Regions from separate parts of the Mus musculus genome. Here region 1 is linked to region 2. A link is a loop called in an ENCODE intact Hi-C map of the cell type or tissue named here. Cell type or tissue: heart. All regions are shown on one strand. Links, peaks and the distances in the headings refer to the core of each region. The heading gives the core; the rest is flanking DNA. Region 1 has its middle 30 kb from the start of Vmn2r27. Region 2 holds the start of C1s1 (complement component 1, s subcomponent 1).

Region 1 (16,584 bases), core at 5,350-13,349, 280 kb after region 2:
CTCTTTCTGGAATATGCAATAGTGTCTGGGTTTGGTGGTTGTATATGGGATGGATCCCTGGGTGGGGCAGTCTCTGGATGGTCCTTCCTTCCGCCTCAGCTCTGAACTTTGTCTCTGTAACTCCTTCCATAGGTATTTTGTTCCCCATTTTTAGAAAAAGCAAAGTATCCACCCTTTGGTCTTAATTTTTCTTGAGTTTCATGTGTTTTGCAAATAGTATCTTGGGTATTCTAAGTTTCTGGGCTAATATCTGCTTATCAGTGAGTGCATATCATGTGTGTTCTTTTGTGACTGGGTTACCTCACTCAGAATGATATCCTCCAGACGCATCCATTTGCCTAAGAATTTCATGAATTCATTGTTTTTAATAGCTGAGTAGTACTCCATTGTGTAAATGTACCACATTTTCTGTATCCATTCCTCTGTTGAGGGGCATCTGGGTTCTTTCCAGCTTCTGGCTATTACAAATAAGGCTTCTATGAACATAGTTGAGCATGTGTTCTTCTTACCGGTTGGAACATCTTCTGGATATATGCCCAGGAGAGGTATTGGGGGATCCTCTGGTATTACTATGTCCAATTTTCTGAGGAACCGCCAGACTGATTTCCAGAGTATGTACAAGCTTGCAATTCCACCAACAGTGGAGGAGTGTTCCTCTTTCTCCACATCCTCACCAGCATCTGCTGTCACCTGAATTTTTGATCTTAGCCATTCTGGCTGGTGTGAGACGTAATCTCAGGGTTGTTTTGAGTTTTATTCCCCTGGTGATTAAGGATGTTGAACATTTTTTCAGGTGCTTCTCAGCCATTTCGTATTCCTCAGTTGAGAATTCTTTGTTTAGCTCTATACCCCATATTTTAAAAATAGTTTTTCATTTTCTTTTCTTTCTTCAATTTTTTATTAGATATTTTCTTCATTTACATTTTAAATGTTTTCCCGAAAGTCCCCTATACCTTCCCCCCATCCTGCTCCCCTACCAACTCACTTCCAACTCTTGGCCCTGGTGTTCCTCTGTACTGGGGCATATAAAGTTTGCAAGACCAAGGGGTCTCTCTTCCCAGTGATGGCTGACCATGCCATCTTCTGCTACATATGCAGCTAGAGACACGAGCTCTGGGGGTACTGTTTAGTTCATATTGTTGTTCCACCTATAGGGTTGCAGACCCCTTCAGCTCCTTGGGTACTTTCTCTAGCTCCTCCACTGGGGGCCCTGTGATCCATCTTATAGATGACTGTGAGCATCCACTTCTGTATTTGCCAGGCACTGGCATAGCCTCACAAGAGACAGCTATATCAGGGTCCCTTCAGCAAAATCTCGCTGGCATATGCAATAGTGTCTGGGTTTGGTGGCTGATTATGGGATGGATCCACGGGTGGGGTAGTCTCTGGATGGTCCATCCTTTCGTCTTAGCTCTAACCTTTGTCTCTGTATCTCCTTCCATGGGTATTTTGTTCCCTATTCTAAGGAGGAATCCAATATCCACACATTGGTCTTCCTTCTTCTTGATTTTCTTGTGTTTTGCAAATTGTATCTTGGGTATTCTAAGTTTCTGGGCTAATATCCACTTATCAGTGAGTGCATATCAAGTGACTTCTTTTGTGATTGAATTACCTCACTAAGGATGATATCCTCCAGATACATTCATTTGCCCAAGAATTTCATAAATTCATTGTTTTTAATAGCTGAATAGTCATTGTGTAAATGTACCACATTTTCTGACTTCATTCCTCTGTTGAGGGACATCTGGGTTCTTTCCAGCTTCTGGCTATTATAAATAAGGCTGCTATGAACATAGTGGAGCATGTGTCCTTATTACCATTTGATTTTCTGGAATCCAACTTCTTGAGTTATTTATATATATTGGATATTAGTCCCCTATCTGATTTAGGGTTGTTAAAGATCTTTTCCGAATCTGTTGGTGGCCTTTTTGTCTTATTGACAGTGTCCTTTGCCTTACAGAAGTTTTGCAATTTTATGAGGTCCCATTTGTTGATTCTTGATCTTATAGCACAAGCCATTGCTGTTCTGTTCAGGAATTTTCCCCTTGTGCCCACATCTTTGAGGCTTTCCTCCACTTTCTCTTCTATAAGTTTTAGTGTCTCTGGTTTTGTGTGGAATTCCTTGATCCACTTAGACTTGAGCTTTGTACAAGGAGATAAGAGTAAATCAATTCCCATTCTTCTACATGACAGCTGCCAGTTGAGCCAGCAAAATTTGTTGAAAATGCTGTCTTTTTTCTACTTGGATGGTTTTAGCACCTTTGTCAAAGATCAAGTGACCATAGGTGTGTGGGTTCATTTCTGGGTCTTCAATTCTATTTCATTGATCTACTTGTCTGTCACTGTCACTGTACCAATACTGTGTAGTTTTGTTTTGTTTTGTTTTGTTTTCTCCCCCCCCCCCCCACAATTGCTCTTTAGTACAGCTTGAGGTTGGGGATGGTGACTCCACCAGAGGTTCTTTTATTGTTGAGAATAGTTTTTTTCTATTCTAGGTTTTTTTTTTGATATTCCAGATGAATTTGCAAATTGCCCTTTCTAATTCGGTGAAAAATTGAGTTGGCATTTTGATGGGGATTTCATTGAATCTGTAGATTGCTTGGGACCCTCTGCTGAGTTTGCACTCAAGATGGCACAGGGCGAACCCCAGCCACTTGTCAGGCAGGTGTCCTTTGTCCCTGTTCCTGCTAGCACAAGACCCTCTGGGTTTTTTGGAACAGATGTTGCGTTCCACTCACCAGTGATCTCAAGATCCTGGGTGTGCTAGGGCGCCTGCAGAGTGGGGAGTCCTGAGCATCACTTATTTTTAGCTACAAAGTATGTATGCTTTGTAATATTTCAGCGGTGCATAGGAAACTGGAAAAATGTATCCTTTCTTCTCTTAGACATCATGGAATAGCTTGAAGAAAATTATTCCACTAATTCAATGTGCCTCTCTTTGATTAAGACCTTATTCATAAGTAGAAATGGGGTACGAGATTTCAGTTAGCACTCTGTACAATCTACAGTCTTGGAATATTAGATATTTGAGTCGGGTGGTTGGGTTATTTAGGCCTGCACCAGGTAGTTACACAATCATCAATTATTTGGTCAGAACAGCCCTTCTTGAATTCTGTGGATGGAATATGCCATGGTTTTCACATGTCTGAAAGGGTCAGAATGGCCACTTTCCATGATCTCTTGAAACAGTTAGCATGTGACTTCTTTTGAGTTATAAGCAACACTTATGTTAGAATTTGCTTGAGTTTTGAGAACATAACATGTGCTGTCTACTTGTTTTTCCATGCTAAGGGTCGGCTATTTTGGTGCAAGCTTAGAGAGTAGGGAGTCTCAGCTGAGAAAATGCCACATGTAAGTAGGCCTATGGATCACTTTCTTGGTTAATGATTGATGGGGAAGATCCTTGCCCATTGTGGGTGCTGCTACCCCCATGTAGGTGGTCCTGGGGTGTGTAAGAAATCAAACGGAGTGATTAATGAGGTGTGAGCAGGGTTTCTCCATGGCCTTAACTTCAGCTCTGGTCTCCAGGTTGTTGCCTCAAGTTTTTGCCCTGAGCCTCAATGGATTGTGACCGGGATGGCTAAGTTAAATAAACGTTTCATGCACAAGTTGCTTCATGGTTTCATCACAGCAATAGAAATTGCAACTAAGACATAACAAATAATAATAAAAGTAAATCTGCTTCCTGAAGCTTATGTTGAGATACAAATCATTAAGTACAATGCAGAGTGTGGGGTACATCAGTGAGGCTCCTTCTTGTCTATGATGGAAACTCAGTTCAAGTAGGTTTGATATGCAAAAGTTAGCAGAGCTCACAGAACAAAAGAGCTTCTAAAGGGAAAACACCAGAAGTGAGGATCTGATGTTTCCAGAACATTCTCCTTTCTGTTTCTCTCAAATGCCTGCCTATTTCCACTGGCCATTGCTTTTACTAGGGAAATAAGGGCAGAGGAGAGTCACTGAATAGTGGGAGGGTCAAAGGTCAGTATTTGCCGGGAAGAATACATTTTGCTTCTCTATGAGTGAATATACTCAATTCTAATGAAGTATGTATTTCAGAAACAGAAGAAGTAAATTTGAGTGAATTCACCAAACAGAAATGGTAAAATTTAAGGCAGTGAACGTGCTGGCTACCTCGAGTTGCTCACTACTTAATATACATGTGAGTCAGAACACTAAGTGTATATCATAGACACAACATTAGTTTAACCTAAGAAGTACAAAGATTAGACAAAACAGCAACAGGAAGAAAAGAAATACAGGAATGTGCCTTTCAATACAACGAAGACTTTGGATGCAGCCCAGCTGCCTTGATCCTGATGAAGGAAGGACATGAGGGCCAGGACCACTGTTGACCACCCATTATGGGCCAGGAAGAGCGAAGCAGTAAGAGAGAACATGCCATTTGGACACAGTGCTTCTCCTGAGGGATTGGACACCAGAGGACATGACGCTTGGTAGAAAGTATGAGTCGTCTACCAACATTATGAAATAGAAATACCTTATTGTGGAGACATGCAAATGTGGTGACTAGGTTATTTGAAAAAAAATTTAGAATGATGTTTTTGATATGAGCATAGGCTTTTTGGTCAGTTTCTTTTAAACAAATATGCATTTGATGGAACACAGGGCAATATCCAAATTATTGCTACTCATATTTTATTTTCCACAAGTTATTCTTAGCAAGGAAGAGTCAGTGTGCGGAGCTTCTGAAGAAATTGTGAGGAAGACAGACACTATCAGGGGTTAAGATATGCATGAGATAGCCAAGGAGCATGAGATAGCCAAGGAGCATGAGATAGCCAAGGAGCATGAGATAGCCAAGGAGCGAGAAAAGGATTGTGATCTTAAGACATAGTGTAAATATAGACTCAACGACATTATATATTGATGTATATACATGTATGCATACATATAAGAATTTAACATATAAGAATAATGCTTTTTTTATTACTTTATCTTCTCATATGTTATATCCCCACCACAGTTTCCCCTCACTCCCTCAGTGCCCCTTCTCCATCTCCCATACCTCCTCCCTCCCCATCCACTCTTCCTCAATTTCCCTTCAGAAAAGATCAGGGATATCAACCAAACATGGCATATCTGGCTGCAATAAGATTAGGCACCTCCCTCATATTAAGGCTGGATAAGACAACCCAGTAGGAGGACAAGGGTTCCCAGACATACATTCAGAGAGCCTAGGTTAGACCCAGACAGGCTCTTCGATCGTCAGTTCAGTCTCTGTGAGCCCCGAGGAGCCCACGTTTGTTGATTCCGTGGGTTTTCTTATGGTGTTCTTGACCCCTCTGCTTCCTACAATCCTTTCTTTGATTCTACATTGGGATTCCTCCAACTCCACCTAATGTCTGGCTGTGGGACTTGGCTTCTGTTTTCATCAGTTGCTGGATGAAGCCTCTCATCTTAACACATGGATGGAGGCCGGAAGATAACTTTGGGTATCGGCCCTCACCTTTCTCTCTCTTTGAGATAAGGTATTTCTTTTTTTTTTGAGGGGTTGCCACTAGACACACCAGTCTAGCTGGCCCTCCAGCTTCTGCACACATTTCTCTCCGTCTCCTATCTCACAGTAGGAGTACGACAGTGCAGAAGCAAGCCATCGCACAACGCTTTCTGTGGGTCCCAAGGATTCTGACACAGGCCTTATACTTGCACAGCAAGTGGTTACCCACTGAGCCATCTTCCCTTCCCTCTTCTTCTATTCTAAGGACACTAGTCATGCCAGATGGAGGGTAATGAGAGGTATTAGGGAATTCCTGGGGAATCCAATATAAACACAAGGACTAAAATGAACCCCTTCTCACGTCTTTCTGCTGTCTTCGTTCTGAGACTCTGAAGTTCCATGGAGATCCTCTTCTCTAAGGCATCGTTGCTTAAGGTCAGTGCCACTCACATCTGGTCAATGCCTTGGGAACAGTGCAGTTGCTAATATCCTTGATGTCTGCCCTTGTCTAAAGTGACCGTGGAATGATTAACAGGGAAAGACGGCAGGAAGGCAATCATTCTGGGGTAATTTAAAAATTTTCTCTGTCTTAGGTGCTTTTTCAGTCAGGTCAACTAATGGCAAATAATATGCAATACAGACTCACTGTATCTTTATAAAGTTGTATTCTTTGAGAGGTAAAGTGTTACTAATTTAATCATGCTGTAGATGTTATTATCGTGCAAGGTAGCAGAATTTGAACTCACTAGAACATCTGTATTTTTTTTTCTTACACAAATACATTTGACTTTATTTGGTACTTGCATACAATACTTTCTTTGTCATTTCTAGTAATTTCAGTAAAATGAATCAAAATGTGGGCAGGTAGTTAAAGAAATTATCATCTCGAGATTTTGCTGCTGGTCTGATTACTTGATGTTCAGAGACACTGCTTGAAAGTACCCTTGGGACTGTCCAGCTGAAGGTGGACTCTTAAATTTTAACATGCTGAACATCTGTATTTTTATTGTAAATCATATCAACATGTTTATCCATGTCTGGTACCACCTAAAGGAGGAGCATAAGTAGATGCCCTCCATGCTCATTCAGGGGACCCCTTCCCTGGGCTCAAAGCTGACTCCTCCAAGGACACTGTTATCAGGGTGACAGTCTTACACTGAACAGCTCCTGACCCTCTCAATAGAATTTCCCTCTCCCAGCCTTGTCTACAAAAGTGTCAGGACATATTTTCAGATGTGTGTGGAGTAATGTTATCAAGAACCACTGACTGCAGAATTTACACATTGAACCATGCTGCACAGACATTCTAAAGCCAGAGGAAGCAAACTATAAAAACACCATGAAACCTGGAAGTTGGGATCTAACTTGTATTTTAAGAAGTAGCTTGGGGGTTCTGGGCCACACTTGTAGGAGATGGCACCAGTTATTCCAGTCAGGAGGGCAAATACACCCTGGCCCACCCTTGCAAGCACTGACTGGCCTCTCACAGCCTAAAATACTCAATTCAATTTCAAACACTTCTGATCTGATGTTTAAATTTTATCCTGTCTTCTGTAATAGGAAATATGATATAAAATGCAAAACAAAACCTCTAATTACCTTAGATCCAATAACCTTGGTTCTACCCTAATCTCAATGCTATTTAGACTCTTTTTCATGATAATTTTTTTAATCACTAACAAGCATTGACATAGATAGCATTGCTATGGAGGGGTGGGAAGACTTTTCTTTTTGGATTAAACTGATGTGAAAGATAAACTCTTGTCTTATTTGAGGTCCTGTTTAATGCAGGTTCACTGTACACATGCACAGACCTAGTTTGGGTGTGAGGTAATGACTTGAAGGCAGTGCGCCACCCAGTGGTGGATCTCCATCGTCTCTTTCAGTGGGTTCCCACACAGGAAGTTAACAAAGAACCTTCACGACTGGACTCAAGCTAAGTGCTGCCCTCTCTTTCCCTCTAACAAAAGACCTACCCCAGGCCCAGAATGGAAGAGTCTAGAGGTGGCTTTCCCTGCAGAGAGGGACCCAGATGTTGTTATTGGCAGGAAGAGAAAAGCCGACAAGATTGAATATCTCCTAAGCAACAGATGCCCTGTGAAAGTTGTGTTAAGTGAGTTGTTTTGCTGCATCTGCTGGCACATGGCTCTACCAACCCCATAGCTGACACTTGCCAAAACCAAAATGGCTGATAGAGCAGCTAACCACTTTCTGATCGCTGAATCTGCACACGGTTAAACTGCCTTCTAGATACTCTTCTTCATACCCATCTGTAAGCGCATCCCTCAACCCTCGTCAGAGAAGGTTCCGCTTGCAGTAGATGTCAGTCAATTCAGAGACCCACAACCGGTCAAGGTGAAGTGAACAAGACAGTGTGGACTGTTCAACCACAAATGGGACACCTGTATCACACCTACTGCCCCCCGCCCCCAGCTCAGGAACATCACATCACAGCAGAGGCGGAAGAAAGATTATAAGAGGTAAAAATCACAGAGGACTGCTTCATAGTAGCATTTTCTGGACATGACTGGGCTAGTGCACACATAAACTCACAGTGGTTGTGGCTGCATGCACACCATCCAGTCAGGTGAAATTCCAGCAGGGATGTGGCGGGAACACAGCGTCACAACCCTAGCTCAGATGCTACTGTAGGAGGTTGTTGATGGCTGACAGAAGGGACACTGTTCTTCTCCCTCCTCCCCCTCCTCCCCCTCTTCGTCCTCCTCCTCCCTCTCCTCCTCCTTCTGTTGTTCTTGCCTCTGATAGGCCAGTGAATGACCCTATATTCATACAATACTGACCCATGGTTTTTAAAAGTGAACATGAGATTAGGGCGTGAACAGTAGTGGGTGGGCTTGATCAAACCACCTTTTTTTGTATATAAAATTCTCAAACAATAAAACATTTACCCACCCCACTCCAAAATTTTGATAGCACCTATTTAGAAAAGGAAATGTTGATATTTTTATTTTCAATAGCAAAAAAAAAAAATGTATCTAGAGGAACTGGGAAAATGGACTTATTTGGTATTCTATTTTAAAAGCTCTGTTGATTTTTTAAAATCAGTACTATTGTTGGCTGCTGGTGTTTCTTTTGGCTTTTTGTGGAACTTAGCTGTCCCTGAACTCAGGTCCCTTAATCATTCTGGAAAACACTGGGAGGAACACCACTGTGCCCAGTTGGGATAAAACTGCTCCATTTCCATTTTATTTTATAATTGTTCAACGAATAATTTATCCCCATTTGTGAAGTGCGAAGACCTGACACTGGGTTATTTTGTGACACTGTATTACAGGCAAGAAACGTCAAGTCTGGTGTGAAAACACAGCTACCTGGAAGGGCCCCATTGGGCAAAGGATGGCGGGGGCGGAGGGCTTCCATGTCTTCTGGGCATAACACTTCTAGGAAGGTTCCCGTGTTCAGCCATCTCTAAGTCCTCAGACGATTGGCAGGACGTTGTATGGGGTGTTGTGTGTTCGTTCTTATGCATGGTTGATTACATTACTAACTGCCAGTCTGTCATGGCTTTCTCTCCTATCCTAGAACTTCCCTCATAATCAACTGCGTCTCCCTTTCTGACTTGCTCACTTACCTGCAGGACCTGGTTTGCAGTTTTCTCTGGCTGACACCCAGAAATTTTTGACATAACAAGAATAATGTAATTAATGGAAGCTTGAGTGTATTCGTCAAGTTTAAGGTATCTTTCTAATTCCTCTTCTCCGATTTAATCATTAGGCCAATGAGCTTCTATGCAAGGTTCAGTTAGATACAGCAATTGTGACCATTAGCCACACTGATTTTAATGCTATTTATTTATTTTTGAAACAGAATCTATGTAGTCCAGGCTGGCCTGGAGCTGGCAATGGCCTTCCTCAGTCTCCCTTGCCCCGTATGTGCAATACTCCGGGCGGACTTGATCCTGAGTTTGAAAATAGTATAGAGGATAGAGAGGGAGAAGAAAAGAGAAATACAAGGCCGAAGAGCCTGTCTGGTAGGCATTTGCCCACTAGATGGGGCTGTGCTCCCGCTGATGGAAGGAAGACAGGCCTGTGAGACCCTAAACCAGAAGCAAGCCAGAGACTCTAAAGAGACAACTTGACCCCCTCCCCCTCTCCCCTTTGCCTCCTAGAAGGTGCCTCTGAGTCGGGGCGGGGGGGGGGGCGGGGGGGGGGGACGGACGGACGCAACATTTGGAATGTAAATAAATAAGAGTAAGTTTTAAAAAAATAAAAAATAAAAATAAATGAATGTGGCGGGGGAGTGGGGAGCTGCTTGAACACCCTGGATCCTCAGCTCTGGAGGGCATGGGCCACCCACCACACATGGCTATGTAGGAGAACCAAACGCTCATAGAGCTTTGAATTCCTGTCTGAACTACGGTCTAACTGAGGGCTTTGTACATGGGAGGCATGCACACTACTATGGAGCTATCTTCAACCAATCCTTATCACTTCCTAATTGTAGGTCCTGGCTATTTCATTTCATCCCTCAAGTTCTCAGAACATACCATCTCTGTGAGATGGTTCATTAGTTATAAGGATTTTTATGTAAATGGCAGATATTAATGCTAAATAGTATGTAAGTAGTATATATAAGTATATCTATATAAGTATATAGATATATAAGTATATAGTATGTATAAATATAAGTATATAGGTATATATAAGTATATAGTATATATAAATATAGGTATATATAAGTATATAGTATATATAAATATGTAGTATATAAATAGTTAAAATTTTAAATTAATTTATTTATTCACTTTACATCCCAGTATCAGCCCTTCCTCTCCTCCCAGTTCCACATGTAAGTCCTTTCCCCATTCCACCTTTCCCAGAAGGGAAAGAAACCCTCTGGGTGTCAGTCTCCCAACCCCCACATCAAGTTGCTGCGGGACTACGCATATCCTTTCCCACTGAGGTCAGGCAAGGCTGTCTATTTAGATGCACAGGATCCACAGGCAGGCTACAGACTCAGGGATAACCCCTGCTCCAGTTGTCGGAGGACTGGCATGAAGACCAAGCTGCTCATCAGCTACAAATGTGCAAGGAGCCTAGGTCCAGCCCATGCTCCCTCTGCTTGGTGACTCAGTCTCTGGGACCCCAAATGGTCCAGGTTAATTGACTCCGTTGGTCTTCCTGTAGTGTTCCTATCCTCTTTGGGTACCTAAATCATTCTTTGTATGACTCCCCGCGGTCCATCTAATGTCTGGCTGTGGGTCTCAGCCTCTCTTTCCATTGGCTGCTGGGTGGAGCCTCTCACAGTTATTCTAGGTTCCCGTCTGCAATCATAATGGACTATCACTAACAGTGTCAGGGATTGATTCTTGCCCATGGGATGGGTCTCAATTTGGGGCAGTCATTGGTTGGCCATCCCCTCCATCTCTGTCCCTGAACATCTGTGTTCTTATCACATCCTTATTTTCCTTTATCACTTACCAAAATGCAATTTTTGTACCTTATGATAGAGACTTCTCTAAGCAGGCCAAAAGAGAAGTTGAATAACTTTTTAGTCAGTAAACTACTTTTTGTTTCCTTTTGCATTTTCGGCACTGGAGATAGGATCCAGGGCCTGTACAAGCAAGGCCCACACTCAGCCACCAAGCTAACCCAGCTCCTTTTCTGGTTCTTTTCAAAGCTTTGTTAGATGGGAAGTCAGACAATAGTCTTTATTCTACAGTTGTGTGGGGATGTTAACTGTTCTTGCCCTAGGCGGTCTCTAAAGACTGTAGGCTCTATAGTGGAGTATAGTGAGGAAAGTGTATTAGGGAAAAGTAAGGCAATGCGAATCTGGATTCTCCTTTTATCACATAATTGGAGCAGCGAGACAGACCCTGGGTGTCCTCTCTTCAGAAGGCCTGCAACTTGGCATGATTTTCAGGAAGCCTGTACAGACAGAGCTGCCAGTCAGCACACCTTACTTCAAGGCCTGGGACACTATGTTGCAAACCCAACAGACTCAGCCAGAGCTGCACTCAGCCCATGTCTAGATGTGTAATGTATGAGAAGGTCACATAGCCACCAAGCACCACCTGCACCCATTGCAGTTCTGTAGCATCCACAGGCCTCCTGTCTCCTCCAGCTCAAACCTCAATACAAAAAGCACTGAGCTACTTCAATATTGCTTTTGTATCTTTTCTATCCTAATCACTAACATTTTGGGTGACTTCATAAACATTCATGGAAGAAAGAAAACTGATGTTGTTAATACATCTGTTGCCAAGCTCTTTCTACAATATTATTTATAAATAAGGCGTGTAGGTTTGGCATTACTTTGATATTCCACAAGGGTCACATATCAGATGCCCTGCATATCAGATAATTACATTATAATTGATAACAAGTAGCAAGATTACAGTTGTGAAGTAGCAACAAAATATGGTTGGGGGTCATCACATGAACTGTTTTAAAGGGTTGCAGCAGTAAGGAGGTTGAGAATCACTGTTTATGGGGCAATACATAAGTGATTCTGTCTCCTTCAATCTCCTTTGGTAGAAAAAGTGTTTTGGAAGTTCAGTGTTGATCATCTAGGCACAGGCAGGGTGCACCACTTCGTTAGTATCCTGGAGTCCAGAAGCAGAAGCAATGGGCAAAACTACTGTCTCTTCATCCTGAGTCAGCAAATGGCTCTGCTCTAGTTTAGCTGCTTCAAACAACATGAAGAAGGACGAGATCTCTTGGACTGAGGTGATGGGCAGGGTCCTGTGCAACATCGGCATGCTTTCAGAGAAGGGGTAGAGTGGCCCTTTAAAAACAGGGGAGTGAGCAGGATTAGGCAAGGCTAGAGAAAATATCAAAACTAAGAAAAGAGAAGGGAAGGAGGGGGAGGGGGACAAATGGAGGGAGAGAGAATGTGAGGTTGCATAGGGGTCCAGACGTCAGGAGGCTAAGACAAGCTCTATAGTCTTATAACAAGAGCAAGCAGAGCCCTCTCTCTGTAGCATAGTCAAGACACACAGAGGCGGAAAGCATCTGGAATATTGCATCTAAAACTTCATTTTTCTGTGGGAAGCTCTAATGTCTAGAAAGAATGAGGTAACTTACTTGGATTTCAGTGGAGACAGGCTGGACTGGAAGAAGGGGTTGCTTGAGTTTAATCTACACAATTACAGCTACCTTGGTCTATCAGTCGAACAACTCAAGCCCCCCAAACTGCAGCCTCTTCTATTTGAGAATAAGGTTTTGTATAGCTGGGAAGGGTGTAGAACTCACTGCATAGCTGAAGAAGACCTCTAACTTTTGGTTCTCTTGCCTGCACACTTGAGTGTTGGGATGACAGCCATGAACTGCCATGCCTGGTTTATGCAGTGCTGGACAGCAAAGTCAGGGCCTTGTGCGTGCTAAGCAAACATTCTACCAAGTTAACAACATCCCCAGCCCTAAGCTCCAAGTACCAAGTCTGTAAAGGAATCGTCACTATTAAAGGGTTTATCTAATATGAAGGCCACACACCTCTGTCACCTGCACACCTAGTATGGACAAGACTTGGAAAGCAATCTAGTTTCCATGATTTTTCTGTATCTACTGTTGCTTCCAGTTCAATTTAGGAATAAAATAGAAGCATGTCTGAGTTTTCTCTGTGCCCTTATGGATTTTATATTTACTTCTTCTCAGTGCCGTTCTCTGTGAAATTAACATTCTATACTATGGTTTCAAATGCCATGCAGACCTCTTTAGACACAGAAAAACATGGGAGAAAAATACCTTCTGCGCTGACGGTAAACATACTGTTGTGTTTTCTCCACAGAAAATGTGCAAACCGGTGGAGCTCTCTATTCTGGCTCTGTTCAGTTCTCAGAGCCACTTCCTGGTGACTAGAGTCACAGCATGTGTGGCCCCATTAAAGGTGACAGTAACAGCTGTGCTGTGCGCACAAGGATAAAGGGAGATGAATGGTTCATGGTCTATTTTTTTAAATCTTAGTATCCTTTATTCACAGAAAGATACCTTTAGAAGCGGATATTCAAATGTATAGAAAACCAGTTTCTTTAAGGCAGATTTTGTCCAGTTCATGGTACATGGGGAGACATGAAATACTCTATATAAGACAGACCAGATTTTAAAGGAATATTGGGAATAAGACAGATTTCATCAGAAAAAAAAAAGGAATTCTTACCAAGTAATTGGTAAGAGATAACTGAAACTCCTAGGTTTTGACTTTAGGGGGCCTATGCCAAGAGGGGTGTATGTAACTTTGTACATATGTAACAGAGAAGGCTGCCTCAGATGAGGCAGTGTGCACAGGCTTGGAAGGGTCACAGCATGCAGCCACTAGGCTCTGACAACGGATTCTGCGGTGGTGTGGAGGGCTAGAGTACGGAGTGTACCCTTCCATCCCCCAAAGCAGGGCCTGCCCGTCCATGAGGCATGGAAAAGCAGAGAGCAGACTTAGAAAGTCCCCCAGGGCAAGGATAACAGCTTCTAACAAACAGAAGTGGAACTTGACATCATGATGTCAGCTGCTGAGGCAACACTCAAACTTCAGACCTGCGCCTTGGGCCAGGCCTCCCAGAGGAGTTTCCCTGTTGCTGCAAACTGATGCAAGCTACCTTCAGGGCCTGCCTCCTCACTGTTACTGAGAAAACTTTTAATTGCTTTATTATCTTACTCCCAACTTTCTCTCCTTTCCAACAGCAAATGAAAATTATAGTCTTCAAAAGTTTGTGCCCTGTGGCTCTTCACCTGCCTCCAATTAGAATCGAAACTTTGAGTGACAAATATGTTTGGAATATTTCTAAGCTCTGGGGAAGGCACTGCCTTTAGCAAGCAGAAGGCCTTTGAGAGTTCTGAGTCTCTTTTCCAGCTGTGGTTCTGTCTGGCTGATGCCCTAAGTTTTTGGTTGCTGCCTGGAGGCCCTTTCTGAGAGGGGTCAGAAGGTCACAAAGTACCAGGGAAAGCCAGAAACTTTTAAAGCCAAGGTCTCCTTCAGAAAGTTTAGTCAGACTGTGGTCAGTCAGAAGGAAAAAAAAAACAACAACAACAAAAAAAAAAAAAAAACAAAAAAAACAAAAAAAACCCAAAACCAAACAAACCAAAAAAAATCAAAACCCAGAACAACCCCCGTTCCCCAGCAACTTGGTACATGCTGTTTTAGACTGTTAACTAACCAGTTAACTAATCAGTTAGTTACTTGCTCCAAACAGAAAAAAGGTTTATAAACGATCTAGTCAAACCATTCTGGAAGCACATATGAATGCAAACATCAGTTGTCTTCCTCTGAACAAGCACCCCTTTTCTCTCAGTCACCCAAAATACAGGCTTAAGGGTAAGCTTAGTGATCAGCATTACCAATTTTCTACCTAAAACTAGCAAAAATGTTCTAGCCAAGATTAATCCCAAAAGACATTTTTTTAGGCATTATTTGGCAGGCACTAACCACCTCAAAAATGTACACTTGCATACCCATTAATCTCACCATACCTCTCTTTAACTCTTTGACCTATGCAGAAGACCAGTGGACCATAAATGATAGTTTGTTACCATAAACTTAATTAAGTAGTGACTTCAATTGTAGCTGTTGTGTCAGCTATAGTTTCCTTACTTGACCTTACATTCATACAGCCCTGATACATTGTATACAGCTATTCATACACCACTGATACATTGTATACAGCTACTGATCCTACAAGTACATTTTCTCAATACTTGTCCATAAAAAGACAGCCAGGAACAATTGCTTTACTTTTCTACAGCAAGATCATATTAGCTTTTGATCTCTGTGTCATAACTTAGATGGCAGGAATCTGGATGCTGAGATCACACTATTATATTATATCAATGATATAATATTAATTGAACCAAAGGAGTTTATTGCTATCAATATTTTTGTGGGGTCAATACACCCATTTTTGCTTATTAATATCTATTAGGGGTTTCTACCCTACTTTTGCCTGTTTTGCTCCCAAGAAAATGGCACAGAGACACTGTAATTTATTAATAAGCTGTTGGCACTCTGCGGGGCAGGTTCTGAGCTATACTAATTCTTTTATGCTATTTAAACCCACATGAATGTCACATTACTTGCCAAATTAATGTCTCTGGGCAACTTCTGCTATAGTTGCCTGTTTCAGAGCAAACTTCTCTTGGCCATGTGCTTCTGGTCCATCCTGCATAATGGCTACCTCCTTCTCCTCCCTCCTTTTTTTCCTTCTCTCTGTGTCACTACCTGAGACCCCCTTACTGGATCTCAAGTCCCACCTTTCTCTCTCTCCATTCCAAGCACAAACTCTAGCCTTTTATTGTCAAATCAGAGACTATTGGGGAGCATTCTTTATCACACACTGGTTAATAATAATAATAATAATAATAATATAACCTGATCTTGGGGCATAGAACTCAGCATCTGAATATATAGTGCATAAGACCAACCCCCAAAAGAGTAGGAGATAATAACAATTCCTGCTTTGTTGGTAAAGCAGAAAATGGGGCAATAAATCCAAATCAATTTCAAGGGCCTTCTACCTCAGTAAATCTTCTAGGAGTCCAGTGGTATGGGTCATGCAGAAGTAGTTCTTCCAGGCTGATAAGGTGTTGCAGCCAGCATCTCCTACTAGCAAGGCTTAGGACCCTTTTACATTTTGGAGGTTACACATTCCTCACAAGAATGTGTTACTCTGGTGAATATATCAAGTCCCTAAAAAAGCAACTAGTTTTGAGTGGGCCCTGAAATGTGGCAAGGTCTTCATCATGTGCAGGCTGCTGAACCTACTGCTCTGACACTTGGAGTAGAGGGTGATTGAGGTGGTAGTAGCACATAGGGATGCCTTTTGGGGTCTTTGGCAAACCTTCTCTTTATGACTCCTTTCATTATGTCCCACAGATTTAAGGCCTGTTGTGTTTTCATTTTTGTTCAATTCTAGAAGTAGAATGGACGATGCATATTCAGACCTACACTCCTAGACCTACACTCTTATGGCCACCTCATTTTTGACAGAGAGTCCAATAATACACAGAAAAGACAGCATCTTTAACAATTGGTGTTGGTCAAACTGGATAGCTATATGTAGAAAAATAAAACTTGATCCTAATCTCTCACTCTGTACAAAATTCAACTTCAAATGGATCAAGGACCTCCACGTAAGACCCTGAATATGATCGAGGAGAAAGTAGGAGGTATTCTTG
Region 2 (16,584 bases), core at 3,997-11,996:
GGGTTCCTACTAAAAGGCTGATCTGACAACTTCAAAGGAACTTTGCTTGACTAGGAATGGGCCTCCCTTCTTCTTTATAAAGTGTGTTTGCTGACATTAAAGTTAAACCTTGATCAAAATATTGTCTTGGATCCATTTCTTTCTCTACCCACCTAGATTCTCTCTTTTCTTTCAGTTCCAAGATGCATCCCAGGCTCGAACCCAGACATGAGAACCGCAGGCCGGCCCCAACATACCACTACCAAAAATATCACTACCACCATCTCCATTACCATAAAAAACACTGCTACCACCACCACCACCACCACCAAAACCAAAACCCAACCAATCAACCAACCAACCAACAATCAAATAAACAAACAAAAAAGTAGAAATAAATGGAGGAAATAGACGGAATCATCTGACATTGACTCATTGAATTCTGGCTTTCATATGCATGTGTAAATGCAAACCTTAGTGCTTGCATGCTCTCTCCCTCTCTCTCTTTCTCTCTCTCTCTCACACACACAAACACACTCATACATATTTAGCCCTACCCTAGTAATATGACAAGAATTTCAATGGTTGGCAATCAGATGACCAACTGTTGGGTTGCTAAGGAACCAAACTTGCAATTTGCAGGTTTACAGCTCAGCTGAACATCAGGGTTGAGTCACCCAGCAGAGACAAAGCATATGACCATTCCAGAAGGACAAACAATTGCGTAGATGGACAAATGGATGGGTGGAAATTTGATTCAGTCATGTCAACTGTAGGCACAACTGAGCAGAAGCCAAGGGAACAATCAGTTGTCTGCCTGTTGGTCTCCAGCTAATCAGATGACAGGTCCTTTAGGGCCATTGGCCTGGAGGTTGGGAGTCCTTTTCCTTATGGGTGCCAGATGAGGGTGTGTCACTCTTTTTAGGGCTGGTATGTTTGCTCAGTTCCTTAGCCTGTTTTTCTTGATATGTTCATATGGTTCCATTGATTTTGATAAGATTATAGCGTGGTGCCTTTTTAACTCTGAGGAATGAATTTATGAGCCTGTGCCTTATGGGTGGTGCTGGGCAGGTGGTGATGTCTATATGCATAGCCAGGTGCAGAGTTATGCTGCTTCTGCATTTGAACTCAAAATGGAGCTCAACACTGCTTGTACAATGCATCCCTGGTCCCTAAAGACAACCTGGAAAGCCCCTGTTTTATACCATAGGAGTTAAAGCTTGATCGCAACAGCAGGGTCATCCTTTAGGTGGAAGCAGGAAGGCTGGGGTGGAGCAGCCCCTGGGCTTGTGCCATGGCTTCATAGAGAAAGGCTCCTGCTGCAAAGCGTGACTATTTGAGTTTAGTCTCTGGGACCCACATGGTAGAAGGAGAGGGCCCACTCCTGCAAGTTGTGCACACACACACACACACACACACACACACACACATAGGGTGAAGGCCTGGTGGGGGTGGTACAACAAGCGTTTAATCTCAATACTCACCAGGCAGATCTCTGAGTTCAAGGCCAGCCTGGTCTACAGAGTGAGTTCTTCCAGGACAGCCAGGGCTACATAGAGAGACCTATCTGGAAAAACACAAATAAAATGAAGACTCTGACTCTGAGTGTGCCTGTTCACAGGGGAGATGCTTCATCAGAATTTAGGGGCTTGGTGTCAGTGCTTTAGGAAGGCCTTCTCAGGTGGCCTCATTGTAAAGAATGGAATCCAGTCACACACCACCCCCAAACACCCCCACCAGTCAAGATGTTCAGTTGAAGAAGAGACATTAGGACAGTGAAGTTCAAATGTGTTGTAACTTAACCGACCACAGGATGGAACTAGATGTAAAGAAGAGCAAGCAAGCCTGCAGTGACAGGACAGTGCCCTTCAGAGCACTCGGAGACATTATTTGTGGCGCTTAGGGCTGTGGCTGCAGGATGTCCCTTTCCCACCTGGCTTTGCAATTTGCAGAGTCCACTGTACTCTATGCTGGTTGTGGGGATCAGAGCCCCAGCCATCTTCAAGGGAAGAGAGGACATAAACTCCATGTCACCAAAGGAGGAGTTTAGGGCACATTGAAAAGCCACCTCAAGGCCAGTGAGTGGCTTAGCAGATAAAAGCTCTTGCTCCACAAGCTTGATGGTCTGACTTTGATCCCTGGAACTCACTGTAGGAGGAGAGAGCCGATTTCTGACAGACCTCCACAGGGGTACCATTTCAGGACACTCTTCCTCCCTCTCCTTCCTCCTCCCCCTCACCTTCTTCTCCCCCCATGTTCCCCACCTCTCTCCTGTAGCTGGGCCTGGAAGCATAGACCACTAATCACAGATACTTAGGAAGCTGATGCAGAAGGATTACAGAATCAAGACCTACCCAGGAACCTTAGCATGACACTGTCTGGAAATAAACACAGGTACAAAGATGGCTGGAGGGAACAGAGATGGCTCTGAGGGGAAACCACTCATCATACAAGACGGAACTGGAGTTCAATCCCCAGATCTGGTGTAGACATGGAAGAGAACGCTGACTGCAACAAGTTGTGTTCAGACCTCCACATACCCACTGCGCAGGTGTGGCCTGTCATGTATACACAGCATCATAAAATGTGGCCCAATACCCTGTGAATACAGGCTCAGTGGGATAGCACATGTCTAGCCCGTTCAAAACTGAACACTTAACCCACAGTACAACAACGACAACAACAACAACAACTACAGCAACAACTACAGCAACAACAACAACAGCAGTAAGCTGACTGTGAGTTCAAGGCTGTGTAGCATGACCCGGCCTCATGAAAAAGAAATAAAGCCAGGCATAGTGGCACATGCCTTTAATCTCAGCATGCAGGAGGCAGACACAGGCAGGTCTCTGTGAGTTCGGGGTCAGCCTGATCTATAGAACAAGTTCCAGGACAGCCAGGCTATGCAGAGAAACACTGTTTCAAACAAACAAACAAACAAACAAACAAACAACGTCCCAAGCAAGCAAGCAAACAAACAAACAAACCAGCAACCACACAACCAAACCAAGCCAAAACAAACCAACCAAACTAAAAAACCCAAAACCAAACCAAACCACCCAATCAAACAAAATAAAACAAAACAAAATGAAACAAAAAAACTGCTGGGTGTGGCGACACACCTGTATGCCAGTGTTCAAGAGGCTGATGGTAGAATTGCCATGGAACTGGTGGCTAACCTGGGCTACAGAGTGAGATCTTGTTTCAAAACAATATCATCTAACAAAAAATAAAACCCCACCTAGCTCAAAATTTTTAAAAAAATATTCATTTATATGAGTGCACTGTAGCTGTCTTCAGACACACCAGAAGAAGGCATCAGATCCCATTACAGATGAGTGTGAGCCACTGTGTGGTTGCTGGGAACTGAACTCAGCTCTTCCTTAGAAGAGCAGTCAGTGCTTTTAACCATTAAGGCATCTTTCCAGCCCAGCCTGCAGTCAACTTTAAAAAAAAAAATCCACTATATATGTCATCTTGTTTTGTGCATTCAAAAGAAAAGGTTGCTAGCAAAATAAATTAATAAATAAAAAACTGACTAATATGTTCACTTTTAGAAGCAAACCAGATGGTTACTTCTCCAGAAGATAATAAATTGAAAAGCTAATCACATATACACAGGAAAATAAAACCCATTGTGTTATCATTAAACTTTCACACAATTTTTTTTGTCTTTTTTTTCCCACTAGAAAGTAAGTTTCTTTTCGTTTAAAAAAATGAAATAAAAAAGCAGAATAGAGTCTGGTCTGGTGATACCTATAATCCCAGCACCCAAAAGAAGATGCAGGAGAATCACAATTTCGAAGGTTTTCGAGCCTTTCCTGAATAGTGAGTTTGAAGTTAGCCTGGAATAAATGTGAACCTGTCTTAGAACGAAAACAAAAAGTGCCTGTTTGGTGACTTTTTGTACCCGACAAGCATGAAGTCCAAGAGAAAGCCTTTCTGCCCTGTGGGGAGCCGCCCTCACATTCGCCGTTGCAAGATGGCGCTGACATCCTGTGTTCTAAGTGGTAAACAAATAATCTGCGCATGTGCCAAGGGTAGTTTTCCACCCTACGTGCTCTGCCTTCCCCGTGACGACAACTCGGCCGATGGGCTGCAGCCAATCAGGGAGTAATACGTCCTAGGTGGAGAATAATTCTCCTTAAAAGGGACGGGGTTTCGCCATTCTCTCTCTTGCTCTGGCTCTTGCTTCTTGCTCCTGAAGATGTAAGCAATAAAGCTCTTGCGCTCTTGTGCTCTTGCCCTCTCTCTTGCTCTCTTGCGCTCTGGCTCCTAAAGATGTAAGCAATAGAGCTCTTGCTCTCTTGCTCTCTGGCTCCTGAAGATGTAAGCAATAAAGCTTTGCCGCAGAAGATTCCGGTTTGTTGCGTTTTTCCTGGTCGGTCGCGAGAATGCGTGTAAGACTGCCCTAGGAGGAAAATGCTTTAAAACAGTAATTTTATGAAAGTCATTGGTAGGAGTCACAAAAGAGATGCCTATCTGAAATACCTGGAAAGAGTCGATGAATGACTGTCCAATAGGCCAGAGAGATGGCTCAGATGTTAAGAGCAATGGCTTCCCGTCCAGGGAAACAGGTTCAATTCCCCTGCACCCACAAGGAGGCTCACAACAGGCTATTTAACTCCAATGGAATCTGCTGCCCTCTCCTGTCATTTTCAGGCACTGAAATGTATGTAGTAAGGTAAGGCATAAATAAATAAAACTCACACAGAAATAAAGGTTAAAAAAGAGAGTATTCTTTTGTAGAAGATGCTCTATGAGGTGGAGCTGCCCAACCAGTGATGGGGTTCTGAGGACTGGGCTCCAGGTTAAAATAGAAACCAAAAAGTTCCACCCAAGAGTGTCCATGGAGGTGGGGATGGCTTCAGAGCCCCCGAGGATCAGAATTTCAAGACAGCAGGAAATAGAAACGGAGTTCTTTGGAAAAGTGGTTTTTTTCTTTTCCTTTTTAAAGCTCATTTTGGTGGTTAACCACAGATTTGTGGGAGGCAGAGGCACAGGGATATCTGAGTTTGGGGCAGCCTGGTTGAGAAGGGTAAGGGGAGGGACAGAGGAAGGAATCCAGAACACTCAAAAAAAAAAAAAAAAAAAACCCAAAATCCAAAACAAAAAACAAACCCTGGTGGTGGTAGTGGTGGGGAACAAGTCTTTAATTCCAGCAAGTGGGAGGCAGACGCAGGCAGATCTCCTCCAAATTTGAGGCCAGCCTGGTCTACGCAGAGAAATTCTGTTTTGAAAAAAACAAACAAAAAACAAGAAATAAACAAATAAATAAAAACAGTAAAAAAAGTTTGTAAACCCTTATTTTAAGTATAAGCGGCAGTGAGGAAGGAAATAGACACACCAAGGAGAAAGGTGTGGGCTTCTCAAAGAAGAGACACGTTTGAGTGTCTGTCACAGCTGTAGGTACTCGTTTTGGTGGATCAGGACCCCGAATGAGGACACTGCGTTTCCTAGCACTGGATAGGGTCAGGGCTGATAGGTAAAACCTAGGTTACAAGAAATGCAAGATTCTTTTTAAGCATTTTTTTTTTAAGCCATGTTTTAATTTTCAACACTAGATGGCTGCCTTGTGGCAGGAACATGCTTCCAGCTGGACACTGGGTTTGGGATGGGGGCAGGGCTGTGGGTGATGGAGAGGATTCTACTGTACTGTATTTGAGAGGGGAAAATGAAAGTGTGCAAGCCCCAGCTCTTCCACAGTGACTGGACAGGGAAACCGACTTCCCTGATCTCCCAGCTCTCAGAGAGAGGACGCTTGCCTCTCAAGCATGTGGCAGTGGCGGTGGTGGTGGTGGGGTGGCTGAAAGGCCTACCTGTGGAGCTTAGAGGCATAGGAAGGTCGCTCAGTTGAAACAGCCATTGCTGTCCTTGTGATCTGTCATAAGAGTCTCTGTTTTTAACATTGTCATGTCTCCCAGGGTGGTCCCACCATGAGAGCTCTGTGACTAGGACTTCGCTGGTAGTCTCTTCTTCTTGTGTGAAGACCTAGCAGTTTTTATCTGTGGCTTGGTCTTGGTCTTGGCCACCGCCTTGAACGCAGGCATGAGCATCTTGGGCTCTCCCAGGACTTGAGCACATTAACTCCACAGGCAGGCCCATGAGCCCCATCCTGTCCCACACTTGGAGCTGGATGAAGTGGGCCCTACTGCAGGCTTGGCAGCAGGTTTAGAGATACATAGCCCTCCATGTTTCTTCCCAGGGATACCCTTCTTTTAAAGAATGATATTCAGTAGCCAAAGGGCAGTGTGCTAATGGGGGGATGATGCCCCCATATCTCTCTGTCTCTCTCCCCCTCTCTCTCTGTCTCTCTGTCTCTGTCTGTCTGTCTGTCTGTCTCTGTCTCACTCTGTCTCTCTGTCTCTCTCTGTCTCTGTCTCTCTCTGTCTCTCTTTCTGTGTATGAGGGGGAGGGGGAGGAGGAGGAGGAGGAAGAGCAACGTTCATTACTATTTAAAATTTTTCTTTTAGATTTAATTATTTGATTTTATGTGTATGAGCATTTTGCCTGCATATATGTATGTGTTCGACATGAATGCCTGGTGGCCATAGAGACCAGAAGGTGTCAGGTTTCCTGGAACCAGAATTACATCGAAAGTTGTGAGCCAGTGAGATGGCTCAGTGGTTAAGTACACTGACTGCTCTTCCAAAGGTCCTGAGTTCAAATCCCAGCAACCATGTGGTGGCTCACAACCATCCGTAATGAGATCTGATGCACTCTTCTGGTGTGTCTGAAGACAGCTACAGTGTACTTACATATAATAATAATAAACAAATCTTTAAAAAAGAAAAGAAAAAAATGTTGTGAGCCACCATGCCAGTGCTGGGACTTGAACCTGGGTCCTCTGGAAGAACAGCAGTGCTCTTCACCTCAGAACCATCTTTTCATGTCTTTGTTAATAAATAATTTCCAAATGGACTTAGAATGATGCTTGAGGGCAAATGTATTAGAATTGGAGAAACAACATTAGGCAAGCCTTTTTGGATCTTAGGTAGCCCAGGTTGACCTCCAAATGACTATATAAAGAAAGACTGTCCCTGATTTTCTGATAGCTCCTGGCTTCACTTCCTAAGTACTGAGGTCATAGCTGTGCATCAAATTAAACAAGAAACAAATGTACTATACAGAACTAGCCAGCCTGATATTCTCTATGTAGTCCAGGCTAGACTCAGATTCTCAGAAATTCTTCTCCTGGACTTACAGGCATTAACCACCTTGCCCAGCCTTGAGATGGGACTTTCGGGACGAAGAAACTTTGAGTGCACATGCCGTCTAGGTGTAAATTGTCTCGAAGGCAGGATGAGTTGCATTTATGTATTAATTAAAGAAAGAATTGCATTGGCATGTTCTCAGAAGACAGCTTGCAGGAACTGTTGGTTCACCTATGATGTGGGTCCCAGGGGATGTAGAGTTCATGTCTTTCTGCCTGGAGGTAGGTACCTTTCTAAGCTGAGCTATCTTGCCTCCTAGAGCCTCCAGACAATGGCTTCTACTTCTGATGACTCTCTTCCTTTGATTCATGAATCACACAGAGGGTTGGACTTTCTGAGTTTAGTTTTCGTCCCTCCTGTTAAGCCTTCCCTCCTTAAGAAGATAAATCACCTGACTTCCTCAAAAGCTCTGAAACACACCCTTTGGCTGTAAGAGAGAATTAGGCAATCTCAAAATTCCCCATTCCCCCCTTTTGCTCTGGACCTCTCAGCCCAGCAAAGCTGGTGCAGTTCTTGTTTTAAACGCAGAGGGCACTCTAAGATCAAGGCTGATTACTCTTAACTAGATTGTGATCTCCCAGCCCCCTCTGTTTGGAACAGGGAATTTTGGACATGCAAAAACACACTCCCTTAGGGAATCTTTAGAGCAAACAGAACAGGGAGGTGGGGAGGAGCTTCCTGCAAAGGCCACTCCCTCTGGAGCTGCAGGGGCTTAACTGCATGACCAGAGGCAGGAGAGGAGGCTGGCCCACTTGTTCCCATCAGCTCCTGAAGGTAACAACTTTAAGAGCAAGCCTTAAAGAGAGAAGCTTTGATGAAGGAAGAGGGAAAGACAAGGAACCATGTACAGTAAGGTTTGGAGCAAAGATGGAGGGTTGGAAGGAGCTCAGCGAGAGGTCAGAATACAGACACGGGTTCTCACATGTAGGACCCAGCCCCACCCCACAACAGCCTCATCCTTTCACACAGCAGTGTTTCAGGGGTCAGAGGCAATTTGTGAAAGACTTTTCTGGGAACTATGGGAAGATACCTTGCTCTTTAAGCAAAGGACAAAACAAACCAACTCGAGAAAAGTAAGGGAAAGCATATCTGAATGTCCTGACTTTTCTCAGCTTTCCCTTTTCCAGCACTCTGCATCCTATCACCACACGGCCGGCCATACTTTCTTTCTGATTAGCGTCTCCCAAGGTCCCTTCCTGTCCCTACTGAAGGAAACACTTTCCTCCTTCAGTGGCCATTGGGCCACCAGCAGAAGCAACACCTGTAATAGCTTGTCAAAGGGGGCAGGCTTGAATGGGAGAGGATCTGTCTGGAAGCTCCAGCCTGTTTGGAAATGCAGAGACCGATGCAAGGGGCCAGGAGTGGGTGGAGGAGGACACAAAAGACAGGGAGAAACTCCTCACTCAATTGTAGGAATATTGGAAGATGTTTGGGGACAGGGTTAATTGAGGGCTGGTCTGGGAAGTTAGTCTAAATCTCACTGGGGAGGGTGTCATGGTATCATGTGATGACCATTCCTGACAGGTACCTATTTCTATGGTATTCTTTCAAAGGTGACACTGAGCCCTGGGTGGTCCCTCACTACCAAAGCAAGCACCTGTATTTGTCAGATAAAGACAGCCAGGACTGCTGACTGCCCTTTACCTCCAAAATCAGAGAGCCAGAGAGCCAGAGAGCCAGAGAGCCATGGGCAAATCGCCAGGGATGTGGTAAGTGATCAGGTATCTACAGAAATGACTCCATCTCTACCTTTTTTCTCTCTTTCACAGTTTTGGGACAGTGTGTCACTATGCAGCCCAAGCTGGCGTAACATCACCCTTCCTCTGTCCCCAGAGTGCTGGACTTAGACACAGGCCTGTTGTATGTGATTTCCCATTTCTCTAGAAAGAGCTCAGATATGAACCTTGACTTTTAATTATTTATTTATTTATTCTGTATATATTTGTTTATTCCATGACATGTTGGCTGCCTAACGGTCAGAGTTCTGCATGAAGCCATCGGTTCCCGGCTTCCCACCTCTGTGTGACTTTTTTTTCCTCTTCCAGGTGTTTGGTCCTGTTTTCTCTTTTGGCATCATTTTCTGCTGAGCCCACCATGCATGGGGAGATCCTGTCCCCTAATTATCCCCAGGCGTACCCCAATGACGTCGTGAAATCTTGGGACATTGAAGTCCCAGAGGGGTTTGGGATTCACCTTTACTTTACCCATGTGGACATAGAGCCGTCAGAGAGCTGTGCATACGACTCAGTGCAGGTATATTACAGCACAGGAGGGAGAGGGATGGGAGGAGCGGGGGGGGGATGGAGGAATGAGAGGATTTAGGGGGCTGTGTGTTGTCAAGCCGTCCTATGGGGTAGGGGCATGGCTCAATGGCAGGGTACTTGCCATGCAAGGACATGTCCCTGAGTTTGGTCCCCAGCACTGGGGGAACATGAGGTGGGGGTGGGGGAGACAGACCGGACAGACAGACGGAGCTGGAGATCGGGAGTAAAGGTTCTGCTCTCTTTGCCCATTCTCAGTTTTACATTTCCTTCTTCTCTTAGATAATCTCAGGAGACATCGAGGAAGGGAGACTCTGTGGCCAGAGGACCAGCAAGAGCCCCAACTCCCCCATTATAGAAGAGTTTCAGTTCCCATACAATAAACTTCAGGTGGTCTTTACCTCAGACTTCTCCAACGAAGAACGGTTTACGGGCTTTGCAGCATACTACACTGCCATAGGTAAGGCATCCGTCTGTACGTGACATCTGGATCAAACTAAAAGATGGGAGGCAGGTAAAGGACCACGCAGTGCATGAAATGAGGATTCTGTTTTCTCTCTTTGAGTCATAGTCTGGCTATGCAGCCATGGGTGGACACTCCAAGACTCCAGCTTTGTGCCACTGCCCCCGGGCTGCTTACATCTTTAATGAATGTTGACTTGCCCTGGGTCTGCTTAGGAATTGCCTTGCCTTTGTGTGACTTTATCGCATGTTAGTGGTGGTAAAGCAGATAATGAGACTGAGAACCACTGAGAAATGGTTCTCTATCAGGAGGCTTGCTTACATGAATGCAACCTTCACCTCAATTCTGCAGTGTGGTCGGCATGGTCTTCCTATAAAGATACGGATCTGGTCTCAGTGGTGCAGGACTGTAATCCCATACACTCTGAAGGCTGAAGCAGAAGAACTGTCAACTCTAGGTCAACAGGGGCAACTTAGTAAGAACCTGTCTTCCTATCAGAAGTAAAGAGAACGCTGTTGAGACAGTTCAGTCAGTGAAATGGTTGCTATACAACCACCCATTAGAGTTCAGGTTCCATGAGAAGGTAGAAGGAATAACGAACGCTATACGCTTGTCCTTTGACCTTCATATGTCTGCCCTGGCATGCCTCTGTCATGCACATAAACGGGCATGGATAGTAATAAGAAATGCTAATTTAATCCCATCACTCAGGAAGCAGAGGCAGGCATATCTCTGTGAATTTGAGGCTAGCCTGGTCTCTAGAGTGAGTTCTGGTACAGCCAGGGGTATATAAATAGAGATCCTGTTTCAAAGAAAAAAAAATTAAAAGGAGGGCTGGGAATTCTGTCATGGTGCACACACCTGTAATTCCAGTCCTAAGCAGAGGCAGGAGAATCAGGAATTCAAGGGCAGCCTGGGTTACAGAAGACTCTGTATTAAAAGATAATCACTCCAGCTTAGTGAATGAATGCTTCCTTTGTGTCTGAAAGGATCTCAGAAACCTCAAGACTAGGGAAAAACTGAAAACTGAGAACATTAATACTTTGCCAAGGAATGTATAAGCAGGACTATGTGGTACTAGGTCCTTCTACATCCATCTCCAGGTTAAAATGAAGTTAGGCCTGCTCGTAAGTCCAAATGTCATCAGTTTTACAGAAAGACCAACATCCTATAAAGTAGGTCCTAACCTTTCTCCCCAGGTGACGTCACCACCGTCTTTCCTTTCAGCGGTGTCTCTGGCACAGATTCTTTTCTTTTCCAGACAGAGTGTCTCTATGTAGCCCAGGCTGGCCTTGAACTCCTGATTCTCTTGCTTCAGTCTTCTGAATGCTGGAGTTACAGCATGTACCAATTGGGCAGGGTGTTGTATAGTTTGTACGCAAGAAAAGTCATAGGGTTTTCATGGTGGAGCTCCTTACAGCGCCGTGGCAAAACACAGCTCTGAGTCAGACTTCAGAAAAGTAGTTTAGATTGTATTCGTAGATTTTAAAATATGGGGCTGGAAAGAGATGACCCAGCAGTTCAGGGAACTTGCTGTGTTCATAGAGGACCAGAGTTCAGTTCCCAGCATCCACATGGCAGCTCACAACTGTTGGTAACTCCAAAACAAGAGCATCTTATACTCTTTTCTGATCTCAAAGTGCACCAGACCTGCATGTAGTATAAAATATCAATACAATAAATACATCCATAAATATTGAAAAACTAAAGTGTGTTAAGATTTATTTTATTATTTTAAATCTTTTATTTATCTCATGTGTGTAGGTGTTTTGCTTGCTAGCAAGTATGTGCATCACATACATAGGGTATCTGAGGAGTCCACCAGAAGGCATTGGGTCCCTGGAACTGCACTGGAATTATAGCGTTGTGAGCTGCCTTGTGGGTGCTGGGAATTGAACCTCTGGAATGATAGCACATACTCTTAACCAGTGAGCCATATCTCTACCCCTCCAAACTTCTTTTATTAAAATGTCTTACCTGTACATAATAATGGTTTCATTATGACATGTTCATACTCATCTATGTTTTTGTCCAAGTGGCCCTCAGTACATTGTCTCCTCCTAATCCCCCCTCTCTTCTGTGTTTTGCTTTTCAGTCCTTTTTATTTTTTCATTAGGATTGTGTAAGAGCTTGTCTAGGGGTTACTTATAGGTACATCGGCACCTTACCAGTGGCTGCATGCTAAAGATGTCTCTCTTCCTGCAGTAATAAATTAGTTGCCTATAGCGCCTCGGGGTGGGGTGGAGTCCTCCTGAGTCCTTCCCCATGCCATGACAGGATATCGCCAGGCACAGTCTTGTTCAGATAATAACAGCCGTGGTGACCTAAGAGTGTCGTGGCCTATCACGCCTGGAAGACAGCATCCCGCAAAACTTCCGTCTGTTCCTCTGGCTCCTACATTCTTTTGTGCATGTCCCCCTCTTTCATGATGTTCTTGGGGCCTTAGAGTCTTCCTTCCTTCCTCCTTTGCTGTCTCCTACTCTTCCTCTCTCCCTTCCTCCTTCACTTCTTCCTTCCTTCCAGCTGTCCCTCTGTCTCTTACTCTCTGTCTTGTCTGTCTCTGACTCTGTCTGTCTCTCTTCCTTTCTTTCTTGGAGAAAAGGTTTTGCGTTGAAGCCCAGGCTGGCTTTGAACTCATGTCTTTCTGTTTCACCTACCTGAATACTGGGATTACTGGCATGAGCCATTATACCTGGCTTGGAGAGTATTTAAGCAACAAACCTTTTCTGGTTTAGTTTGTTTGTTTGTGCTTTATCCTTATAGATTTGGCTTCCATCGTTCTTCCTTCTTGGTCTTTGTTCTTCACCTTGAGTTTTCTCTGCTTTTTGCAGACATAAATGAATGCACAGATTTTACAGATGTCCCCTGTAGCCACTTCTGCAATAACTTCATTGGTGGATACTTCTGCTCCTGTCCCCCAGAATACTTCCTCCACGATGACATGAGGAATTGTGGAGGTGAGTTTAGCCTCCAGAGGTCTTCATGTTCCCTGGGATTTGGGATGGATTGAGGGCTTAGTCTATCGTTCCAAGTTTGATTAGGCTTTCCCTCCAAATTGCACCTGCTGTTAGCTGTTCACAAACTGAATAGGATCCTCAGGAGGGGGAAGATAAGGTCCATCACCTTTACATTGCTGTGAACGGTGACTTCAACAGTTATAAGGATACAATGTTTATTTTGGTTCATGGTGTAGAGTGGGCAGATCCATTGTTTTGGGGTCAGTGACCAGGTGGATCATCACGAAAGGGAGTCAGATGGTAGAGCAAAGTTGCTCATCACAGGGCAGCAGGGAGGCAGAGAGGGAGGGCAGAGGTACAAATGTCCTTTTCAGGTCATAGTTCCATGACCTTACTTCCAGCTAACAGGCTAGATGAAGATTCCACCACCCACCTAACAGTGTCACAGGCCAGTGACCAAGCCCTTAGCATATGTCACTTTTGGAGATGATTAAGACCCAAAGCACAACAGGAGGCTTCGAGGTAAAGTTGGTTTATTGGAAAAGAGGGATAGATGCCTGTGAAGAGACTGCCCGAGTTTGTTCACAACTATGGAAAGTTCCACATGGAAACTTTCATATATAACCACAGCAAACAGAGAGACCATGCAAAGGCATTGGCTAGCTTGCCTCATAGCATTGTGGGTAATTGCTTCATGGAGGCTTCTTTTGAGAACAGATGGTAGGCTAGTCTGAATGGAGAACTCTGAGGTTATGAGGTAAGGAACAGAGAGGGCGGGGACTTCTTGTCTCTGTATCTGATTGGTCCTTTCCCATTTTCTCTCCTCTAGTCAACTGTAGTGGAGATGTGTTCACTGCCCTGATTGGGGAGATCTCAAGTCCCAATTATCCCAATCCATACCCGGAGAACTCAAGGTGTGAATACCAGATTCAGCTGCAGGAGGGCTTCCAAGTGGTGGTGACGATGCAGAGAGAAGATTTTGATGTGGAGCCCGCTGACTCAGAGGGGAACTGCCCTGACAGTTTAACTGTGCGTTGTAGATAATGAGCTTGGTTCTGACCCCCAACTCATTTAGATTGCTGAGGCTTCTCTGGCAGCCGCATTCTCTGTGGTTCTGGGCAAACACTCCACTGCATAGCTACAGCCGTTGCTCAGAGACTAGTTTTACTTTTTGATTCTCTCTGTCTCTTTCCTCTCTTTCTCTGGCTCTCTCTGTCTACATCTTTATCCTGGTGTTTCCTTAAGCCAGGGCTTTGCTATGTAGCCCAGGCTGGACTCAAAACTCAAAATGCCCTCTCTTCACAGCCTCTTGAGTGCTAGGATTACAGATGTCAGTTTCCACTCCTGGTGAGAGCATCCTCCTTCCTCCTTTAATCTCCCTCTCCTCTCTCTCCCTCCCTCCCTCCCTCCCTCCATGCCTTTATTTCTTCCTTCCTGCACTGGGGATTGAACCTTTGGCCCCAAGCATGATAGGTAAGAGCTATACCACTGAGCTACTTTTGCAGCCCTTTCTATTTTTGTATTTCAGCACAATGTTTCCTTGAATTGCCCAAGCTGACTTTAATTTGTAATCCTCCTGTCTCGGTCTTCCAAGTAGCTGTGATTAAAGGCCTACACTAACAGACCCATTGTTTGTAATTACAGTGATCTTTCCTCCTCCACTTTCTCTCTCTCTCTCTCTCTCTCTCTCTCTCTCTCTCTCTCTCTCTCTCTCTCTCTCTCTCTCTCTCTCTCTGTCTCTCTCCTCTTCCTTTCTCCCTTCCCTTCCCTTCCCTTCCCTTCCCTTCCCTTCCCTTCCCTTCCCTTCCCTTCCCTTCCCTTCCCTTCCCTTCCCTTCCCTTCCCTTCCTTCTCTCTCTCTCTCTCTCTCTCTCTCTCTCTGTTCCACTAAGGACACTCTCACTTCATACCACATCGTTTAATTATTTCCTATACATTTTTCTCTCTTGTGTTTTGTAACATTGTTTCCTTCCAGTTTGCTTCAAAAAACCAACAGTTTGGTCCTTACTGTGGTAATGGGTTCCCTGGACCGCTAACTATTAGAACCCAGAGCAATACTCTCGGCATTGTCTTTCAAACTGACCTAATGGGGCAAAAGAAGGGTTGGAAGCTTCGTTACCATGGAGATCGTGAGTACCCTAAAAACTCCTCTTTGACTGGGGATACAACATTATTTGGACATGTAGACTAAAAACACAGAGACTGTTCTTCAGCTAATATTTTTTTAACTAGTCTCAAAAATACAGACAAGGGGGAGGAGGGGCAGCCAATGTGTGGCATCATATCCTTTTACAAGTTGGAATGTTAGACATTAGAACTGAGGACAATGGGAAACTTTGGAACGTTTGTGGGAACAGGGATAGTGTGCTAGGCATGAGGATCTGAGTTTGTATTTATAGCAAAAATCTAGCCATAGCCAAGTATGTTTGTAACTCCTATGTCTTGGAGTGATGGGCAGAGAAAGGGACACCACGGGGTCTTGGGGTCAGCTAGCCTGGGCAAACATGGCAAGCTCCAGGTATAGTGAGATATCCTCTCTCAAGAGGGTAAGGTACAGAGTGACAGAGCAGGCACCCAGTGTCCTTCTTCAGCCTGTGGGTTGGTACACTAGCCCCCCTGCCCCATACACAGAAAATGTGAGAATGTCTGAAGATGCTATTACACAGATATAATTCCAGTCCTGGAGAAGTGGAGGCAGGAGAATTACTGCAAGATAGACTAGCTTGGGCAAACCCCAATCTATCCTATGGTACACAGAGAGATCCTGTCTCAAAACGGGGGTGGTGGTGGTGGTGGTGGTGGTGGTGGTGGTGGTGGTGGTGGGAATGATGCAAAATAGCACACGGTTTCCAGCTATTTAGTAAAATCTCATTTCTGTTGTCTCCAAGCCATCTCCTGTGCCAAAAAAATCACTGCCAATTCTACTTGGCAGCCCGATAAGGCAAAATACGTGTTTAAAGATGTGGTGAAGATAACCTGTGTGGACGGATTTGAAGTTGTGGAGGTAAAGTACCACACAGGCATCTTTTTAACCTCAGGCTTGGATCAGTATTGTAGCACAAGAGGTTGTCGCTGCCTGATCAAGGTATTAACCCCTCCCAAGGATGGGCCGAATCAAGGTTGTCAGTCGTTCCTGTGAGGTCTGGATCTCTTGGTCCAGCTTGCCCTCTCTGCCCTCAGTCTTCCCGTGGACGGGGAGCTGAAATGCCGGGACAGAGTTGTCTTCTCATCGCAGCTCCTGGGTACATTGGGTTACTCTTCTAAAGATGTTCCAAGTATCTTTTGAAAAGGACTTGTCATTGATCCAAGACCAGAGATTCAATTTCATTATTGGATTTGGTTTTCTGTATGCTTATTAAATTAATGTTGATATTTGTTTTCCTCCAGGGACATGTTAGCTCTACTTCATACTATTCCACTTGTCAAAGCGATGGACAGTGGAGCAACTCCGGTCTAAAATGTCAACGTAGGTGTCTCTTCAAAGCAGAATTCCTCTTTCCCCTCCCAAGGTGGATGGAATAATCAACACATCAAAATTCAAATGCATGGTTTCCCTCCAGGCTCTCAAGAAAATGACTTGCATTTTTGAAGGAGTCTGTCATAGAGAATTGTCTAGCCCTCTCCTAGTCTTAGGCCAATTAGACTACCATGTTTCGTCTAAAGAAACGGGCAATGGGATCTGTTATCAATAGCTCTATGGGAGTACATTCC

Evidence for each region. Hi-C counts contacts between places; a loop is a spot of excess contacts. Peaks named below come from ENCODE experiments on the same cell type or tissue, not always from the same donor. Only the 100,000 strongest peaks of a DNase experiment are listed, where the experiment ranks them.
Region 1: it touches region 2 in a loop (4-fold over the local background); 3 of 42 quality-filtered maps call a loop at or near these places.

The regions. Positions count from the first base shown.
Region 1 is chr6:124,253,629-124,270,212 of GRCm38, reverse strand. No RefSeq gene overlaps it. Among named protein-coding and RNA genes, the nearest start is that of Vmn2r27, 30 kb to the right of the region's middle. In heart, for the core only: CTCF peaks have their summits at 7,317 (motif pointing left) and 9,464 (motif pointing right); DNase peaks (open chromatin) are centred at 7,332 and 9,482.
Region 2 is chr6:124,533,651-124,550,234 of GRCm38, reverse strand. It overlaps C1s1 (complement component 1, s subcomponent 1), which reads left to right and starts at 7,876. Exons shown (of 12, transcript NM_001097617.1): 1 at 7,876-7,967; 2 at 8,747-8,902; 3 at 9,239-9,446; 4 at 9,737-9,914; 5 at 12,749-12,874; 6 at 13,704-13,903; 7 at 14,849-15,002; 8 at 15,762-15,877; 9 at 16,261-16,339. The coding sequence starts at 8,880. In heart, for the core only: CTCF peaks have their summits at 5,564 (motif pointing right) and 7,702; a DNase peak (open chromatin) is centred at 7,724.